4 separate regions of the Mus musculus genome follow, and regions 1, 2 and 4 are each linked to region 3. Evidence: chromatin loops called from intact Hi-C (ENCODE). Cell type or tissue: heart. All regions are shown on one strand. Region 1 overlaps Spata48 (spermatogenesis associated 48). Region 2 holds the start of Gm29945 (a long non-coding RNA gene). Region 3 has its middle 20 kb from the start of Fignl1. Region 4 holds the start of Zpbp (zona pellucida binding protein).

Region 1 (5,000 bases), 290 kb before region 3:
GGCATGATGCACAGTCTGAGAAACTGTGCCATAGAATGTATAGACTCAGACAGACCTTCTTTGTCCTAAGATTGCATAAACCCATCCTAAGTCATTCTCACTTGGCAACACACAATGCTATGGGACTGGAACTGTTCCTGTCTGGGATCCTGCACCTGACTCATGGTTCCATGCTGCACCCTAGCAACGTAACAGAGAACTGGATCTCATAGAGTTAGCCAGGGAAAAGACCTGCATTCAAACTCAAGGCACGCTTTCTACTGAATACATACCACTTTTGCACCATTATGGTGAGTCAGAAAACAAGCTAGACTACTGCACATCCCTCTATAGTAGATGTTATAAAATGTTTTCCTTGTTATGTTAGTTTCTTCCTATTGTAACCTTAGTAACTTCTTATTGTAACCTTAGTTACTTTCCTTTGTTACCTTAGTTACTTTTCTATTGTTACCTTAGAGACTTTCCTTTGTTGCCTTATTTCCTATTGTTACCTTAGAAACTTCCCTTTGTTGCCTTAGTTACTTTCCTATTGTTACCTTAGTTACTTTCCTATTGTTACCTTAGTTACTTTCCTATTGTTACCTTAGTCACTTTCCTATTGATAAATTAGTTACTTTCCTATTGCTGCAATAGAAATACCATGGCCAAGGCATCTTGCAGTAGGAAGGGTTTATTTATGAGTGGATCTTATCTGGGAGGAAGCAGCTGGAACAGCAACCTGAGAGCTCACCAACCAACCAAACAAACAAACAAACAAACAAGGAAAGGCAAGAGCAATGGAACTGGTGCAAGGCTTTGAAACCTCAGAGCCTGGCTTACATGATGTACTTCCTTCAGAAAAGTCATACCTCCTAAACTGCCCAAAGAGTGCCACAGACTGGGGACCAAATATTAAAACTCCCTAGACTATGATGGGGACATCATGTTCAGCCTCCACAACTGTTTATGGCTGTTGTACCCCGGAGCTCTTGTCTCTAGCTGCATATGTATCAGAAGATGGCCTAGCCGGCCATCAGTGGAAAGAGAGGCCCATTGGACATGCAAACTTTATATGCCTCAGTACAGGGGAACACCAGGGCCAAAAAGTGGGAGTGGGTGGGTAGGGGAGTGGGGGGGAGGAGGGTATGGGGGACTTTTGGGATAGCATTGGAAATGTAAATGAGGAAAATACCTAATAAAAGTATTAGAAAATGTATATAGCGTATACATACAGGCTCAGAGCTTTGCTTTAGGGTCAGAGGATTTGGGTCCAAAGACCTGCAGATATTGAAACTTGAAGATGCTCAAATCCATATATAAAATGCTTTAATATTTGGCAAAACATACTGTGTGCATCCTCCCTAGATTTCTTGTGATAGCTAGTACACTGTACATGCATCTAAGTAGCTGTCATACTACATTGTTTAGACACAAGGACAAGAAATGGTCATTTTGAGGGGCACATTTTTAAAGTTATGTTGTTTATTCAGTTATCTGAAACAGTGGTTGTATTATCTTTCTTCCATGCTACAGAGTTGTCAAATGTTAGAGAAATTCTCACATTGGTTTCTGTGATTGACAGCTCTTACCAAGGACTTCATATAGTCATGGCATAAATTGTTGCAACTAGCTGAATGTTAATTAATTTTATCTTTTAAAAGATGTTATGCCCACAAACAGAAGTAGAGAAATTTCTTATTGGATCACCTTCTGCTATATTCTGTTGTTAAATATTTGGTTTTTTAAAATCTCCTGTATTTTGTTTATTTCTATTATTAATTTAACCTAATTCCTTTTTCCTCTCTGTCAGGCTATAAAATATCCTTCAAAATTAACTTTAGCTTTAGTACATTTATATAAATTGTTTTATCGAGGAATTTAATTAAGCATGTCTGTCTAGGGCTGGAAGAGCTAAGAGCTGTCCTAATATAGATATAAAATAGAAAAGAATTTGCCTCCAACAAGCTAAAACTCTTGGTGGACAGACGATTTCACACACACACACACACACACACACACACACACACACACACACAACTGACTTTGCTTTTTGACCCATGACTGTGGAGATGTCATTTTTACATGTAGCACTCCAAAGGCTGATGACACCTACCACCATTTGTCAAGTCTGAGGGAGCCAGTGTAAAATTCTCCCATAAATTCTGCAAGGAAGTCATTACTATTTAAACAATAATTCTTTTAAAAAATTGAAAGGAGAAAGCCAACCTTAAAGTGTTCACCAAGCATAAGATTTTGGTAATGTTTCTTTTTATTCAAGTATATACTTAAACTTTGAAATGTTTTGTGAGACAACCTTGCTTTTGAAATCAAACTTTCCTTGGAGTCATTCTTAAAAGAGGCTGAAACGAAAATAAGAGGCATTTAATTTTTTTTTAAATGTAAAAACAGGGCATTTCTTTGAAGAACTTGGGAGAGTGCCTTTTACCTTATCTTGCTGAAGCTTGTGTTTTCATAGACAACTGACATTTAGCTGTGTTTCTCCGATATGAGCGCTAGAGGGCGTCCCAGGTTGCAAAGTTTCTTCTCGTGATTGATTTTCTGGTTTTTAACAGAATCATAACCTTTTAACACAACAAATGTTGCCCATTTTTATCATGAAGTGTTTATGGATGCTGTGACACACAGTGTCGTTCTTAATACACTCAACTGCGAAGTAAATGCCTGTGTGTGTGTCCACACCGACCTCGCGAAATAGATTTCTAGTGAACTCTTCTGAACTCCTTGTGCCCCGGGAACCTCGCCATCTCCTTCCATGCTCCAAATGAGAAGCCCCGCATCTGGCTTTGTGCTGATCTCCTGCTTGCCCACTTGGTAGTTGTACTACCTACAGATAGGTCTCAAATTAAATGTTATGTATTTTGTACAATATCACACTGGGCTAACAAAATTATAGAATTTATAAAATATGTCTTCATCTCAATAAAGTCTCAAATACGGAAATTCAAATTTTTATTTTGTACCAAGTAGGGGAAAACAAATAAACAAACAAACAAATGTCCTATTCAAATGCAAGCATGACTTTCTTTGAAGTTTCCCAGCTTAAAGGAACTTCTTACCTAAATGTACCCTGTGATATTCTTTAGGGTCTGGAAGATTGATGCTTAATCATGACCTTACATTTACCAAAATGCTGTCCTTCAGCAACACAAAACATTACCCAGTAGATTTACAGTGTCCTGATCAACACCCCACGCCCCTACCCCACCCTCACCCCCACCCCTAGCAGGGCATTATCTTTCAAACTTCCTTCAGGTGATTCCTTCCTTCCTTCCTTCCTTCCTTCCTTCCTTCCTTCCTTCCTTCCTTCCTTCTCCTTTCTCTTCCTCCTCCCTCTTCTTTTCCTAGTTATCAGGTCATCTGGACTACATTGGTGAAGAACACTTCAACAGTTTAAAATGTAATTCATTATTTCTGTTGTAGAATTGAATTTGATCATAATAAGAATTGAGTGCAGAAAACAATAGCAAACACAAACTCTCCCATGAGAACATAACTGCTATTAGACTCACCTTTCCCGCTTGTCATATGCCCTTCTCACTCTTGCTGATATATGCCCCAGGGAGCACCCACTGCTGTGATATGCCCCAGGGAGCACCCACTGCTGTGATATGCCCCAGGGAGCACCCACTGCTGTGATATGCCCCAGGGAGCACCCACTGCTGTGATATGCCCCAGGGAGCACCCACTGCTGTGATATGCCCCAGGGAGCACCCACTGCTGTGATATGCCCCAGGGAGCACCCACTGCTGTGATATGCCACAAGGAGCACCCATTGCTGTGATATGCCCCAGGGAGCAAGCACTACCTCTGCATTGCAGCATGATTGTGAAATAGACTTTCCTAAACACCATTTCTGTTCTTTCAAATGTAGTGTACTTGAGGGATTTAAATTCATATATAAATTATTTCCTTTCTCTTTTTGCTATTATACATAATCCCCTCAAATATTTTTACATATGTCTTTCATGATTTAAAACTATTTCCTTAATGGAGATTCCTTTCTAATAGATTACAAGGTGAAAATTTAGCAGCATTCTCAAACCAGTTGTTTAGTCATTTTCCAGAGCTGATACAACTATCCCATGTTTGTGCTCACCTCTAGTATTAGCATAGCTCACCTTCTAACATCTACATATCCTGATGGAACAGTAATCCAAGTATTTTTAAAGTATAGGAAGTAAACTGTCTCTTTGGTTTTTAACACCAGTGTTGGAGATTTGATGATCCTTTATCTATGTGTCTATGAAGTCTGTGATATATGTCATGGTGTGTCTATATTCACACACAGAGTTTGCATGAATGTAAGATTTATAAATAAACACTGATCGTTTTCTCCACAATTCATTGAATGGTTGCATAATATTCCTCTAAGACACTACACCAAGTTTATATAAGTAACTTCTCACTAAAGCATTTTCCTGTTATAACCAATGAAGGAAAAATAACTTCTGCATTATATATTTTCTTTACAATTATGCCTACATACATATATAACACATCCATACAAACAGAATCATGACATGTTTTCTCATTATAAATGACAGTTTCTTAATTTTGGCACTTGTGGAAGATCCATTATCTAGATGTAACCTGAAACAAGCCATTTGGGGCTCCTCATGTCATTTTCTCTGACCTCAGCCTCCTTGTCTGCAGAACGGGAACAGAACTGGTTTCTGCACTTCTGGCTTGCTCACACTATTTTGAAAAATAAAGGAGGCATTCAAAGTTAGGGAACTTATAGCTTGAGAGTAGGTTGGGGACCAAGAGAATCCAACCTATTCATAAGGTAGAACAGGAATTCAGAATAGCTTGAGTGACATTTCTTTTCAATGCCTTTCCTGGGCATGAATGATAGTCAGGAACTTCTTTAAATTATTTAATTAATCCCCATTTCTAATCTGAATCAAACAGGAAATTAAGGTAAGGATCACTTTTGCTTCAGTCTGACTTTGCCTCTTTACACAAGAGATGGCCTAGATGTTTGCCGAGGCTGAACCCAA
Region 2 (5,000 bases), 230 kb before region 3:
ACCAACCACTGAGTTGTGGATAGAAAAAGCAAGGTATCAGGACAAGATTTTATCTCAGAGGATACTTACCTTTCTTTGTCTCTCTTTCTGATCTTCAGCCTAGAGCTTTGGTGGTATAGCCCTTTGTACCAAAAGACTCAGCTTTTCCTATGGAAATATTCCTGCAAACAGACTCTGTTTTTAAATATTTTTTAATTATTGGTGTGTGTGTGTGTGTGTGTGTGTGTGTGTGTGTATGTGTGTGTGTACACTCGAGCATTCCCACCCAGGGAAGCCAGAGGGGGTTGCTTTATTCTTCTACTGTATAGGTCTGAGGGGTCAGACTCAGGTTGTCAGGGTTGGTGCCACATGCCTTTACTCACTAAGCCATATGCCAACCTGAGATAGACTCTCTTACCCACCTCAGCATTCCATCTCTAACCATACTTTGTACTGTCGATATACAGAACAAAAGGTCTTTGCAAGGTGCAGCCGCATTCAGCTTTGCTGGGCTTCTCTGGCATCTTCCATTTCCACCTGCCTGTGGTCGGCTGGGGAGAAAAAGGAGAATCGCAAGTTGAAAGCTGCAGCCAGAAGAGGACAGTTTCCTGGCGAGGACACATCCAAGCCCAGAAGAAGCCTAACGGACTTCCTGTCGGCTGCCCTTCCAGACAGTCTGACCAGGCTGCTGACAGAGCCTTGGCTTGGAGAGGAACTTCATTCCTGAACTCTAGAGTTCCATTTGCTGTTGTGAAGATCAAAGAACAAGGAGACACTATTGTTTTCTAAAATAATCGTGCCAATGAGGAGATGCTGGGCAGAAAATGGCAGTTGCTGCTCATCTCACTCTTACGAAGTCACAGCGGCAGAGAAACAGCTTCACCAGGTGATTGGATTTGCTCTCTAAAATACATCGCCACTTGTTGTCATGTGGGCCTCTGCAAATTACATGCCTGGTTAGAGACCTGGAGCTGAGCACTAAAGGGTCCTGCTGGCTTCCTCTCCCCCTCCTTCAAAATGCAAAATTTTTAATTTAATTTAATTTAATTTAATTCTTTTTACTTATTCACTTTACATCCTGCTCACTGCCCACCTCCCAGACTCCCCTTCCACAATCCTTCCCCCATCTTCCCTTCCCCTTCTCTGAACAGGTGCCTCCCCCAGCTATTCCCCCTACCCTGGCAAGTCAAGTCTCTTCAAAGCTAGACACTTCCTCTCCCATTGAGGCCAGACAAGGCAGCCTAGCTAGAACACATCTCACAGGCAGGCAACGGCTTTAGGATAGCCCTGCTCCAGTTGTTCAGGACCCACTTGAAGACAAAGCTGTACCTCTGCTACATATGTTCAGGGAGGCCTAGGTCCAGCCTGTGTATGCTCTTTGGATGGTGGTTCAGTCTCTGAGAGCCCCAAGGGTCCAAGTTAGTTGATTTTACTGGTCTTCCTGTAGAGTTTCTATCCCCTTCAGGGCAGCAATCCTTCCCCCTACTCTTCCATAAGAGTTCTCAAGCTCCATTCATTGTTTGACTATGGGTGTCTGTATCTGTCTGAATCAGCTGCTGAGTGGAGCCTCTCAGAGGACAGCTTACTCCTGTCTACAAGCATAACAGAGTATCATTAATAGTGTCATGGATTGGTGCTTGTCCATGGGATGGGTTTCGTGTTGGGCTGGATATTGACTGTCCCTTCCCAAGGTCTCTGCTGCATCTTCTGTGTCTGCATTTCTCATAGACAGGTTAACTTTTGGGTTTTGTGGGTGGGTTGGTGTCTCTGTTGCTCCACTGGGGTTCCTGCCTGGCTACAGGAGGTGGCCTCTTTAGGCCTGCTTGCCTTTTTAAACCCAAACTGTTTCTGACCTTGGAAATAAGGCTAATGGTCCTATGAGTAATCTAAAACGATACATATCCATCTTGCCCACGGGTCTGCAGATGCAGACAGCCTGGTGGCTCCTGAGGTTGCTGCAGAAGCAGCCGATTCCTCAGCCTCAAGTCGTCTCTGAGTGCTGCGATGTCTAAGCTAGAATGATAAGTTGGAAGACAATAAAAGGTCTCCTCAAAATGATTGATTTTTTTTTTCTGCCATGGTGAATGGGAGGAAATCAGGGGTTATATTTCCAAATTACTCCTTGTAACAATAATAGTTACCGGAAGAACTGAGCTTCTAACTGAACCCAGCCTGCACATGAGGTAAATGGACGCCAGGTGGCAGTAGCAACTGGCTCCAACGGGCAAGTGGCTCTTCTAAAGATAGAAACTGAGGCCAAAGGGGTTTTGCAGTTAGCTCTGTGACATTCTTGCATCCTTCACTATTCCGTAGAGGCCGTGGCTGCCACATCATCAGTTTCAAGGTGTTCACAGTTCCTTGGTGACGGAATTAAACGGTGCCTTCCTACCGGGATGGTAAGTTTTGAACATCCACTCTATGAAGACTCAGAGTCAGGGACAGAGACCACCAGGGAACAAAGACAACCTCTGCTCCCCAAAAGCTCAAGATGCCCCTGTTTATTACTGTACTGATGTACAAATATACTCGGTGGTACTGTCAGCCCTAAGGTTTCACCCTGTGGACAAGAGTTCAAAGGGAGCTGGGGATGAGGGAGGGTGAGTGGGGAAGAGGAGCAGGTGAGTTCAAAGCAACATTGACATTTAAGCCACATTTTGAAGCTATGTGTGACTCACGTGTGCCTGCCAGAGAGGAAAGTGAGGTTATTCCAGGCAGTGGAAAAGCTTGGCCAACCAGAAGCTTTGTGGCTTGTCATAGAAGCTGGCTGAGGTCACAGCAGTGTTCAGTGTGTGAAAGAGGATGAGAAATAACGTTAGAAGAAATGTGGGGCAGCTTGAGGAAGGAGCAAGGAGGGTGGTACTTAAACACGGAATAACAGGCCAACAGTGTAACCCGTCCAGTTGTACCAGAACATCTCAAGAGGAATGGGGACTTGGTAATGTAACAGAAATATAGAGTGCCCTTAGCCAGATGTCTATGGATCCAGTACAGGATTATCCTGATCCTACTTTTCTGTACCCTCCCAGTCTCCTACTCTCAAAGGACACCTACAGCAACTCCTGCCAAAGTTCCCTTCCCATCTCAGTGTCTTGAATAGCCTGATATAGCTGTGATTCCTAAAAGGGATGTGAGTATGCTTTGGAAACACGCTGCTGGTTTTGCCCCTCTGGACTCTCAGGATCCATATCAGCACCAGGTCTATCCCAGAGATTTTGGAGGATAACTCACAGGGGACTGACAGAATCCCTCTAGCAAAAGCCATGGTCATGGAGAAAGGGATGAGAGTAAGGGCCCAGTCAAGGGCCCAGGATGATCCAGCACACATCAGGTTAAGGAAGCAAAGCAGCCTTGGCTGTACCTTCCTGGGGTGAGAGCTCAGGAGTGATCCAAGGTAGAAACTCAAGGATCTCAGTCGATAAGGAAAGGTTATGTTCCACAAAGGTCATGCAGCAAGCTAGCTGTGTAAGGAGAAGGGAGACCCGGTGTCAGAAAAAGAACTGTGCAGGTGTCAGACCACACCCCATGAAGGCCTCCCTTTGACTGTTGTTGGAAAGATTGACCAGGCTCTCATGGAGATTCTTAGTTTTCAAGGAGAGGAGAGTGGCCAGGTACAGAATGGCAGCAAAGAGAAAACCTGGCTGCAGATACTTTCTTTTCCACTGATTACGACAGAAAACTGGAGATGAGTGGAGCCAAGGGGTGCGGTCAGAGGGCACTTCTCTGAGGAAGTGATACTTGTGAAAGGCCTGTGCATGAAGAACAGCTATTCCAGGCAGAGGGAAGAGCCAGTGGGGAAGCAAAGAGGAAGGTCTAGGAGTGAGCAGATATGAGGATGTTAGATAAAAAAAAAAAAACCAGGAGAGTCTCGACAAGACAGGCTCTGCCCTGAAAGACTGGATTGCATCCTTAGGATGAGGGATGGCCAGAAGGAGACCTAACTGAGAGCCTGTTGACACAGAGAGAGAATTTAAGGCCAAAATTGAAGGACAAGTGTGGAGGGGAAGACTTGAGAAGTCCATGGTCCAGAGAGAGATGCAGCGTGTTTGCTCTAGGCAGTGGAATCCGGTGATGGGTGGGTCTTGGAGAGGGCATAAAGTGACAAGAAAGCATTGAGAGTTAACAGGAGATCAGATCAGTCAGGGTTGGGGAGAGAAGGGAATTGAAAAAGAGAACTGAGAAAAATGCCACTAAATTACTTTGTAGGTGGGAATCATGATATCTTAAAGACCTTTGTAAGTTTGTCAGTAGGTTCTCATGAAAGCCAGGTTTTAGCTAAGAGATAAATAGAAAAAAATATGGTCCTATAGTCAGGTACCAAATTGTACCAGTGTTGGCTGGTGTGTTCCAGCTTCCTCATTCTGACTCTCAGCCACTCGGATCCTTCAACTGAGGTCACATATCTTAAGAAAGCCTATACATTCCCAGGATGTTATTGGTCGTTCCCCACCTTGACTCTGAGCTGGTCCGCTAGATTCTATTTCATTAACACTGGAAGCTACCTGCTCTCCCTATTAAAAGACGGGTATCCGTGTTTGCTCCCTGGCAGCAGTGGATGGAATGAAGCCAGTGCTGTGACTCAGTGGTAGAGTGCCTGCCTAGCATGTGTGAGTCCCCAGTCCGAACAAAAACAGAAAATCTGTAAGACTCTATTGTTTCATCAGAAATAGATTCCTAATGGCTAAGGCTGGAGCCCAGTGGTTGAGTATTTATCTACCAGACACAAGGCTATAAGCTCAACACCCAGCACTTCAAAAAAGAAAAAAGAAAAGGAAAATTATTTACTTTCTTTCTTGAAGAAAAACAAAACAAAACCAGCAGAAGGTAGCAGCCAGCCTCTTAGGCTGTTGAGAGTCAAACTTCAATCTTAGAAACATAACCATAACCAAGGAGCCGTAGTGGCTATGTGTTATAACCTGACTTGTTTCACGGTTCTCTGGTGATAATATCCTCTAAAATCTCCAGTATCTCATTTTCAGGAACTAAATATTTTCAAACATTTAAGCTCCATATTAGAAAGGCTT
Region 3 (5,000 bases):
CTAGAGAGACAACCTGCAGGAGAAACCCATCTGCTGGAAATCTAACACCCGGCAAATAGAAGGAGTGTGGTGTTAGGCATGGCACCTGGGCTTTAAGCATCTTATTACCTGAGCTGCATTGTCACAAGTGAAGCAGTCACCCTTCCTTAGCCTAACAAGCAACTGTAAATTACAGGCCTATGCCACCAGACACTTAAACGTCACCAAAATGAAGGATGTATGTAGAAGCCATATGGAAATCTGTGGCTTTATGGATCAAGTAAAAGAATACCATTAAGCCCAGTGTGATGGTGCATACCTTTAATCTAGGCCTTGGAAGGCAGAGATAGGAGGATCCATGTGAGTTTTTGGCCAGCCTGATCTATATAACACAGGAGGATCTGTGTGAGTTTTTGGCCAGCCTGGTCTATATAACACGTTTCAGGATAGCTAGGACTCCATAGTGAGATCCCATTTCAAAAAGTATACATGTAATATATATGTATATGCATGTTATATATTATATATAATATAAAATCAGAGAGATAATAGGCCTAGGACAACATAAGAGAACAGGGGGATAGTTAAAGTTTCAAGTAGGGATGGGAACAGGGTGATGGGGAGAAGGATGCATGAAGAAGCCTTATAGAAGTCCACTAATTTATAATCTAATTAAAGAATATAAAACACTTTCTAAAACTTTCTATGAAAAAAAAAAAACATTAAAGGAAGACATGATCACAAAGCCAGCTCTGCAGAGGATACTGGAAGGAACACTGTAGTCCAATAAACACAACTTACCGTCAAGTAAAAACAGTGTCAAGCTGGCTGTGGGGGCACACGCCCTTAATTGCAGTGCTCAGGAGGTAAAAGGTGGAGGATATCCCAGTTGGAGGCCATCCTGGTCTACAAAGAGAGCTTCAGGACAGGCAGAGCTACACAGAGAAACCCTGACTCAGGTGGGTAGGGGGGACAACAGTACCATTAGGATAAAGCAATTTATTTATGGAAAAGGGAACTCCAGGGAAATGCAACTAAAAAACATACAGGCACAGCTATTCTAATATTTGACAAAATGACATCAAACCAAATATAGTCAGATAAGGAAGGCCACTCCACACTCATTAAAGGGAAAAAAAAAAATCAACCAAGAGGCCACAACGCCAACCGCGTAGATCCGCAGTGCTCTCCACTTTCTTGGTTTATGCAGTGAGCAGTAGTGAATGCAGGCTCCCCTGCCAGTGCCAAGGATGATGAACTCTCAGGCTCAGCTGTGGATGAATCACTCACCTGCCTGAGCCTCCTCCGTCCCAGGCTCAGGGAACAGCACAGAAGAGTGAACAGAGAGAATGTAAGAGTTGTCGGCAGAGCTGGGAGATGTTGGCTTCTGGATACGCCACACACGGCAGCCAAACACATCAGCTCACAGCACCTGTGGACACCAGTGCAAGACCTGCACAAGAGTAAGCCAGTAAAAACTCCAGCATAAATGAGGAAGACATCCCCAAGATCCCATTAGCGGAGGAGTTATTAGAAGTTGATGGCTACTGTGGTAGGAACCCACTACAGACCCACACCCATTGCATTTGGACAGCATTAAGAGGACTCGGGGCTTGTCAATTTAAAAAAAAAAAAAAAAAGGAGTAGGGTGATGGGGTAAAGGCCTCTGGGGAGAGTGGAGGGAGGTATCAGTAGATAGATATGATTAAATGCATTATTTAAATGTATAAAATTTTGAAAGAATAAAATCATTTTTAAAAAGTTGTTATGAAGCCAGGCGTGGTGGCACACGCCTTTAATCCCAGGACTCGGGAGGCAGAGGTAGGTGGATTTCTGAGTTCGAGGCCAGCCTGGTGAGTGAGTTCCAGGACAGCCAGGGCTATACAGGGAAACCCTGTCTCGAAAAAGAAAAACAAACAAAAAACAACAACAACAACAACAACAAAGTTATGAGTTTTAAAGGACCTAAACTCACTGTTAAAATACGAAAAAGACTCTCAAACCTGAGCTTTTTCAGCAAATCAATAGACTGAAAATTTCTAACATCTAGGTTGGAATTCCTTGCAAGGGTACCTACCAAAACTCAAACTTTTTTCCACAGAAGGATAGAGTCCCTGGCCGAGCGCCGGGGAAAATCTGAGAGGCGCTCGCCCCCTAGTGGCAACAGAAGGCAAGATAGGGAAGCCGATTTCACTGGTCTTAAAGGGAGCTTGGGAATGCAGCGCGGCCTTTTAAGGCCAGGCACAGGCTTACCACCTAGTTAAATATGCTTTGTGAGAGTCCTTTACTTGTGGGTTAGTTTTGAAATTAAAACCTTGCTTTTGAAATTGACCTTAAGAACTCAACAACTGGGCCTACTGAAACCAGTTCTTGTATAAACACTGTTAATGCCAGGCCCACAGGGACTGTGGGGAAGCCCAGAACCCTCTAGCTGCTCCTATGGACACTCCTGACCTCTGCTGGTCAGAGCAGGTGGAGCCTGCCTATCTCAAAAACCTAGCTCAGAATGCAGTCTGAGATTCTAAGAGCTGGCTGCTCACCACACTGGCCAGTGACACTGACCAACTCATGAGTGAGTATGACAGAAAATGACGGGATGTTAACAGATCTGGGCTCAAATCCCAAGGGAGCAAATCTGAGCTTCGGTGAGCTGTCAGAGGGCTTCATTACTCTCCGTGGCTGTAGTAGAAGGGCATCTTCTGTCTCTGGGGTGGCTGTAGGGGAAAACGAAATGCAAAGGTGTATCAATTCACAGCGCAGTGCACAGGACTCTCTTCACCCCAAACACACACACACCCTCAGCACTGTTTAGAGCCTGCCATCTCGTTATCCAGACTAACTTCACCGTGAGACCAACCCAGAGAGTTATGAGGAAGATGAACATCCACTTGGAGTATATGATGCCGACCCGTGTGCTATAAGCGTTTTAATGTCATTTCTCTGTGAAAAAAAGTTTAACCCCTAGTTGGGTTTGTGCGTTTTTTGAATAGGCACCTAAATTACCACTAACCGTTCAGCTCTGTGTTTACCAATTATGTTTGTAAGCTAGAAAACCCCAAATATCCTTCAAATGTGCATGGATTAAAAACAACAACCAAAAAGTCCACTGTGTTATGTGCATATCATGGATACTAAAAAAAGAAAGGAAAAAACCCTAATATTTGCACCAACATAGTAAGTAATTGCATTCCCTTGATGAAATCAACTAAGAGGTTGCAATATGTGGTTTATGAAAACTCTAGCAAATGCAAACTAACATTTATGTTAAAAAGCAATTCAGTAGTTGTCCGGTGTTGCTTGAGAGTCAGGTGCAGTGAGTAGAAAGAATTACAAAAGAAGTCAAAGGTGTTTTCTGACTTGAGACGCATACTGTGGTGATGTAATTGTTAGCTTGACTCGATTTAGAATCATTTAGATTAATGATGAACACTTCCTGGTGCATCTGTGAAGGCATGCTCGAGATATGAACAAAGACGGCTCAAGCTACCCTGAATGGCAGATGGATAGGCTGGGGCCAGGGTGGAATAAAGGGGGCAAGGAGAACGTCCATTGCTTTCCAGGGATTCCTTCTCTGTTTCCTGGCCACAAGATGACTGACCTGCTCTTCACCCTGTCCTCACTGCCTCGATGGACTGAGGCTTCTGAAACTATTACCAAGATAAATCTTTCCTGCTCAGGTATCTGGTCGCAGTGACAGGAAGTCTGGTGTGTGTGTGTGTGTGTGTGTGTGTGTGTGTGTGTGTGTGTGTGAATAAAAATTCCTACAAAAGAAATCCTAGGGGGAAAAGTCTTCAAAGGCTGATTGACTGGATAGTGGTGTGAAGAAATTGGACTGTTGCTCTTTGTAAATGCTGATGACAATTTTTCCTGGGTGATCTGGAGCCTGCTGAATAGACATTCCCTGCCCCACTCTGTGTTGGAGCTCACATCCTTACAGGCTAAAAAAAAAAAAAAAAGTTTAGGAATGTATTAACACTCCAGCACTCAAAGAGTTAAGAGTATTGTCAGCATGTCAGCATCGACTTCATGACCTATAGCAGCATTTCTCCCATCTTGTTATAAGACCCCTACCTGAAATACCTATTAATGTATTGAAAGGTGCCTTCATGTATGGCTTTCTTTGCTAAATTATTGTAAAAAGTTCATGGTATTTGGAGGGATCAAATCTATGATCCCAGTCATTCACTCATATTTGTCTCTAGAATAAGCAGTACCTTTTATTCAGTGAAAGGAGACTATTTCTTTCATTGACTATGTATACATCTATTAAAGTAATTAAATTGGGCTGGAGAGCTGGCTCAGCGGGTAAGAGCACTGACTGTTCTTCATAGAGGTTCAGAGTTCAACTCCCAGCAACCACATGGTGGCTCACAACCATCTGTAATGGGATCCAATGCCCTCTTCTAGTGTGTGTCTGAAGACAGCTTAAGTGTACTCATATAAATATATTTTTTAAAAAGTAATTGAGGGCTGGAGAGATGGCTCAGCAGTTAAGAGCACTTACTGCTTGTCTTAATCAGGGTTTCTATTACTGCACAAACATCACGACCAAGAAGCAAGTTGGGGAGGAAAGGGCTTATTCGGCTTACACTTCCATACTGCTGTTCATCACCAAGGAAGTCAGGACTGGAACTCAAGCAGGTCAGGAAGCAGGAGCTGATGCAGAGGCCATGAAGGGATGTTCCTTACTGGCTTGCTTCCCCTGGCTTGCTCAGCCTGCTCTCTTATAGAACCAAGACTACCAGCCCAGGGATGGCACCACCCAAAGGAGACCTCCCCGTTTGATCACTAATTGAGAAAATACCTTACAGCTGGATCTCATGGAGGCATTTCCCCAACTGAAACTCCTTTCTCTGTGATAACTCCAGCTGTGTCAAGTTGACACAAAACTAGCCAGTACACTGCTCTTCCGAAGATCCTGAGCTCAAACCCCAGCAACCATATGGTGGCTCACAACCATCTGTAAGGAGATCTGATGCCCTCTTCTGGAGTGTCTGAAGACAGCTGCAGTGGATTTACAT
Region 4 (5,000 bases), 330 kb before region 3:
ATATATCCAAAATCTTTATTATATTTAAATCTCAATTGAAAATTATTTTAGCATATTTAAGATCCCCACATTTTATACCATAGTGAGTAGTGCATACATTACAAGTAAAAGCACTACAAGAAACCTCAGATAACTTTTAGAAATAACTTTTCTTTGCACACAGAATTACCCTTGGATGACTCCAGCTCTGCAAAACAAAACAAAACAAACCATTTAACTGAGCTCTGCAGAAGGAGAGTCACTGAGGAACATGGCACTGTTCCGCAGGACTGTCACCCTGTAAACAGATGCTAGTAACTTCCAATTACTCAAAAGCTATTGATGAGTACCAGGAAAATGTGTCGATCCCACTATTTTCAGTGAATCTTGAGTCAAGTGGATACTTCTTGGCAGTCGAGCCAAATGTCCAACTATGAAAAACAAGAAGAAAACAAGGGATCAACGTTTGTCTTGTAAACATTCCCAAGTACTAAAACAAGAGTATAGTTTATCTTGACTCCTTTTCAGGAAGTATGAATCAGTGTCCTATGATATGTTACCTACTGCTCTGCATAGTCCTTAAAGAATTCCATATAGTTGTGGCTTACCCCTTATAAATCTTAGCCCAGCCTTTCTGTGCTGACTTACCATAGTCTCCCACCTTACAGGGCCCATATCACAAACCCCTCCTCCCTCAGACTTCCTGCATGACCTCATTAATTGATGGTCATGGAAGACTTTCCTTGGTCCAAACTCCATTGATAGAAGCATCAGTGTTTAAGTCAAGAATCCTTTGCAAGCACTACACCTATAACATGAAAACTATTAAGACAATGATTTTGAAACACTTCCTGATAGTCTTCATTCGTTGTTGAATGAGCATTTATGATAGTGTGATGTTGTGAACAGAAGAGGTAGAGAATGCAATACAATGACTGTAAAGTGTTACTCCCAAATCGCCTCAATAGCAGCAGGTAAAGAGGAGAGACTATGGCATTAAAGGCCGCAGTGGAGTTTAAATGCAAATTCTGCCACAGGAAAGTTACTTTAAACTTCAAGTCTAAGGGTTTTCATCTGCAAAATGAGACTGACAATTGCAGCCTTATAGAATTATCATCGGAGATATGAAGTGCTATGTAATTACAGCCTTTACCAGTCACAGTTTACATGTTAAGATACTAAAAGCTTATCCTGTTTTTGATAGACCTTATCAAAAAAAAGGAAAGTCAGGCAATGTTTTTAAACAAAAACACAAATTTCATTACCACGTATGAGGCCAAGAGCCATACTCAACTCCATCTTTTTCACGCAGAATAATTAGACAATCTATTCTCACAGGACTCTTTGTGCCCATCACTTGAACTTTAGTGTTCGATGAGAGTAATCTTTTATATCCCTCTCCCCATCCTAGCTTCCTTTCTGTGCCTGTGATAAACACCACGCCCCAAATCAACCTGGGAGAAGACTAGTGAGGACTGATTTCCCCTGGCAGGTTATTTCTCTCCTTTTTTGTTTTGTTATGCTTTGTTTTAGTATTACATTTTTTAATTAGGTATTTTCTTCATTTACATTTCCAATGCAATCCCAAAAGTCCTCCATACCCTCCCCCACCACTCCCCCACCCACCCACTCCCACTTCTTGGCCCTGGCGTTCCCCTGTACTGAGGCATATACAGTTTGCAAGACCAAGGGGCCTCTCTTTCCGATCCAGGAAAGCAAAGGCATCCAGGACTCAAACCCAGACTTGGAGGCAGCAGGCTAAGCGGAAGCACGGGGGAATAGTGCTTACCGACTAGCTTCCTCTGGCTTGCTCAGCCTGCTTTCTGACATTGCCTGGGACCACCTGCCCAGGGATGACACCACCTCCCAGAGGACCGGCCCCTCCCACATCAAAAGCAATTAAGAAAAATACCCCCACAGACCGCTCATACGTCAATCTGATAGTCAAATCTTCAATTGAGGTTTCCTATTCCCTGGTAACTACAGATTGTGTCAAGTTAAAAAAAAAATAAAAAACTAGTAAGCATGCCCCATTTCTTTCCTTTAACCACAGTATCCCTTTCTTCACACTTCTTCTACATCTGTATCCTTGGTTACTTTATAGTTCTCTTATTTGAATAAACTTTAACTCTGACAAATGTACCTTTAGTACATTTAGGATCTATGGGACACAGATTATTGCTAGTAAGTCTACAATTTCAACATAAAGAGAGGGAGAGGGAGAGAGACCAAACCTTGCTAGCTAAAAAGCCAATCTAGTAAGCGCTCATTTCTTTCTCCGATATATATTTTTGAAACTAGGATACGTGTTTCCAACTACACCCTGCATTTTACATCCAGAACCAACAGAGGGCGCTGCACTATCAAGGATGGTCTAAAAGCTCACTAGGTTCACAGCACAAATTCAGTACTATACAGAGCTACATAGACTCGCTCTGAAACACACGGCTGGCAATGACCCACGAACTGAAGTTTTATTAAGGCACTTTTAAAGTTCGGATAATCTCTTGGAGCAGGGCCTCCTTCACGAGCCCACAGAGGTCTTTTCTATGCAAATGTAGTTTTCAAGATTCCTACACAAAACTAGGCTCACTGGGGCTGTCCCTGCCAGAGAGGGTGTCCTTGTGTAGTCGGAGTCACGTGACACGGGGCCAACGCAATTCTCGTGAGGAGCCGCGGCAGCCAGAGCTCCCGCCATGCGGCGCCGAGCCTCACCTGCAGGGGGCGCCCGCAGCAAGGCGCAGAGCAGGACGGCGGCCAGCGACAGCGGCGAGAGCACGGAGCCCGAGGCCCCGGCCCGCCGCCGGCCCCGCGGAGCCCGGCCCGGGGCCAAGGCCTCCATCCACACGCCGCCGACGGCCGAGCCTCGGCGCAGAAGGTCGTTACCTGGCGCGCGCCCACCCGCCGCCGGAAGTTGGCAGACGGCAGGCCGGAAGGACGGACCGACGGACGCGCCACTTCCGCTCGGGTGATGTGCGGGAGGTGTGCTAGCTTGGGACCCAGCTTGGGTACACATGGGAGGCAAGAGGTCGATCCCCTAGGGGCTCCCTTGACTTCGAGGCCCCGCACCACTAAGGAAACCCTCCAGAACCTGGCTGGTCTGAGATTCCAAAGCGAGAAGAATCTTGTGTCGCAAAGTTCTAACCTTTGCCTTCCCGTGGTGTCTGTGTGCAGAGGAGAAGCCCCTCTTATTACCTTAGCAGTGGATTGAGTTTCAGCCTTTAGGTGCCTAATGGCAGCAGATCCTGAGAACGGATGACTTAATGAATGTACACCTCTCATAAACTTCCTGGCTATAGTAATGCCAATGCATGAAGTTCCTGACTGTTGTAATGCGAACGATTGTGCATTATCAGTGTGTGGGACTTAATAGAAAATGCATGCAGTGAACACCTAGGAGAAATTAAAGGTATTGCCTTAAAAAGTGGCATGATGGGAAAATGGAGGAAATAGACCTTAGATGACATTGACTTTCATGCAGTACTCGGCTTGGAAGATCATCCTCAACTTGGATTCAGGAAAACATAAAGAACCAGCTCACGGACCGTTTAGAATGAGAATGTATTTAAATTGAAAGAATCATACATCTTTTCTGCCTTTGGAAGGATTTAATGATAGTCCAACTAGGATAAAAATAAATTTTATACAAATATATAGAAACACTAGAAGCAGGCTGTTAAATGTTTTCACTTTTAATATGAAGAGATGGGTAATACGGAGTGGAGTAAAAACTTACTGACCTTCGTGTTTTGGATAAACTGTCCAGGACCTTATGCTGAAAACTTACCCATTTATTTCAACGTTATTGCTTGTTTTGTTGTATATTGCAAATTTTCAGTCATCATCATAGGTGGTCGTGGCTACATTCTGCTTATCCTTACTATCATACAATTGATCTGATTTAAATATTCTATACCTGACTCTTGTAGAAGCTTACCTTCTTTATTTAAGGAGGTGTGAGCTATTACCCTTCGGATTGTAATAATTAAACTTAGTTGCAATTTTCATGCAAAACCAAATTGTCTAGTTAAAAAACAGCTCTTAAGTGGACTGCTATGCTTATCGTTTAAAATAGATCGTTTTTTATGCTGCCATTTACTGAAATAACATAAATACCTCATTGTTTTCGTTCTAAGAATTGTGGTAACTTAAAGAAACTGCAGATAATTTAAGGCATTTAAGAATGGACTTTTACATTGGCTATGATTTATGAATTATTTTTCTTAAAAATCAGTATACTATATCTTCCTTGTTAGCGTATTTAAATTAAACATATACCAATGTTTATAATTTATTCCAACCCGAAAAGTTATTTCTAGTTTGTGTGTGTTTGTGTGTGTGTGTTTGTGTGTGTGTAGGAGAGAGAGAGAGAGAGAGAGAGAGTATATATGAAAGAGAGAGACTGTATATGTATTCACTACATCAACTTCAGTATATTCTTTCAGTTACTATCTTGCCCACAAAATATGAACATGTTAAATTTTTACATATACATGTGTGTGTGTGCATGTGTGTGTGTATTGGTTTCCTGAGCATTGGAGAAAAAGGTATAATGGAAATATTACTAGGACTTTTTTCTGTGGTTTGCCTAAAGAATTCCATTATGATGTACATAATAAGTAGTTCCGTGAGCTATGGTTCTACCTGTTGCCAAGCAGCAAAGGCTCTTTTTGTGTTTTTTTATTATTATTATTATGTCCTATTTCTATACTGGCCTATCTCCCTTTCAGCAGAAAAAAATTACCTTAAGACTTTTTAAATGACTAACATTTAGAAAATTGAATTAATTTTATGGTGGATTAATCCTAATCTTCCATTACTGGAAATATGGGTTTTTAATAGTTAAATGGTAAAAAAAAAAAAAAAAAAAAAAAACAAAGGAATTTAATTCATAATCCTCAAAACTGATGAGACAGTACATGGATATGGAGGTCAAGACCATGCCTGGGAAGATCAGTATCCCTAGAAGGTTCATCTTCTCAGAAGGAAAGGCTATTGAGCATCCAGATTACCCGCACTAC

The links. Hi-C counts contacts between places; a loop is a spot of excess contacts. Peaks named below come from ENCODE experiments on the same cell type or tissue, not always from the same donor. Only the 100,000 strongest peaks of a DNase experiment are listed, where the experiment ranks them.
Region 1: it touches region 3 in a loop (7-fold over the local background); 14 of 42 quality-filtered maps call a loop at or near these places.
Region 2: it touches region 3 in a loop (9-fold over the local background); 21 of 42 quality-filtered maps call a loop at or near these places.
Region 4: it touches region 3 in a loop (10-fold over the local background); 26 of 42 quality-filtered maps call a loop at or near these places.

What each region holds. Positions count from the first base shown.
Region 1 is chr11:11,497,623-11,502,622 of GRCm38, forward strand. All of the region lies in intron 7 of Spata48 (spermatogenesis associated 48), which reads left to right. Among named protein-coding and RNA genes, the nearest start is that of Spata48, 36 kb to the left of the region's middle. In heart, a CTCF peak has its summit at 2,493 (motif pointing right); no DNase peak of the experiment used is centred here.
Region 2 is chr11:11,555,145-11,560,144 of GRCm38, forward strand. Gm29945 (a long non-coding RNA gene) reads right to left here and starts at 2,784. Exons shown (of 3, transcript XR_381043.3): 1 at 2,655-2,784; 2 at 402-530. Gm11998 (predicted gene 11998) reads left to right here and starts at 2,266. Exons shown (of 2, transcript NR_166079.1): 1 at 2,266-2,375. In heart, a CTCF peak has its summit at 2,171 (motif pointing right); a DNase peak (open chromatin) is centred at 3,657.
Region 3 is chr11:11,786,466-11,791,465 of GRCm38, forward strand. No RefSeq gene overlaps it. Among named protein-coding and RNA genes, the nearest start is that of Fignl1, 20 kb to the right of the region's middle. In heart, CTCF peaks have their summits at 2,184 (motif pointing left) and 2,386; DNase peaks (open chromatin) are centred at 2,176 and 2,416; H3K4me3 peaks cover 323 bases; H3K27ac peaks cover 535 bases.
Region 4 is chr11:11,459,370-11,464,369 of GRCm38, forward strand. Zpbp (zona pellucida binding protein) reads right to left here and starts at 3,050. Exons shown (of 8, transcript NM_015785.2): 1 at 2,695-3,050; 2 at 330-410. The coding sequence starts at 2,995. It overlaps Spata48 (spermatogenesis associated 48), which reads left to right and starts at 4,375. Exons shown (of 9, transcript NM_001347068.1): 1 at 4,375-5,000. The coding sequence starts at 4,887. In heart, CTCF peaks have their summits at 2,361 (motif pointing right) and 2,657 (motif pointing right); a DNase peak (open chromatin) is centred at 2,642; H3K4me3 peaks cover 1,474 bases; H3K27ac peaks cover 1,031 bases.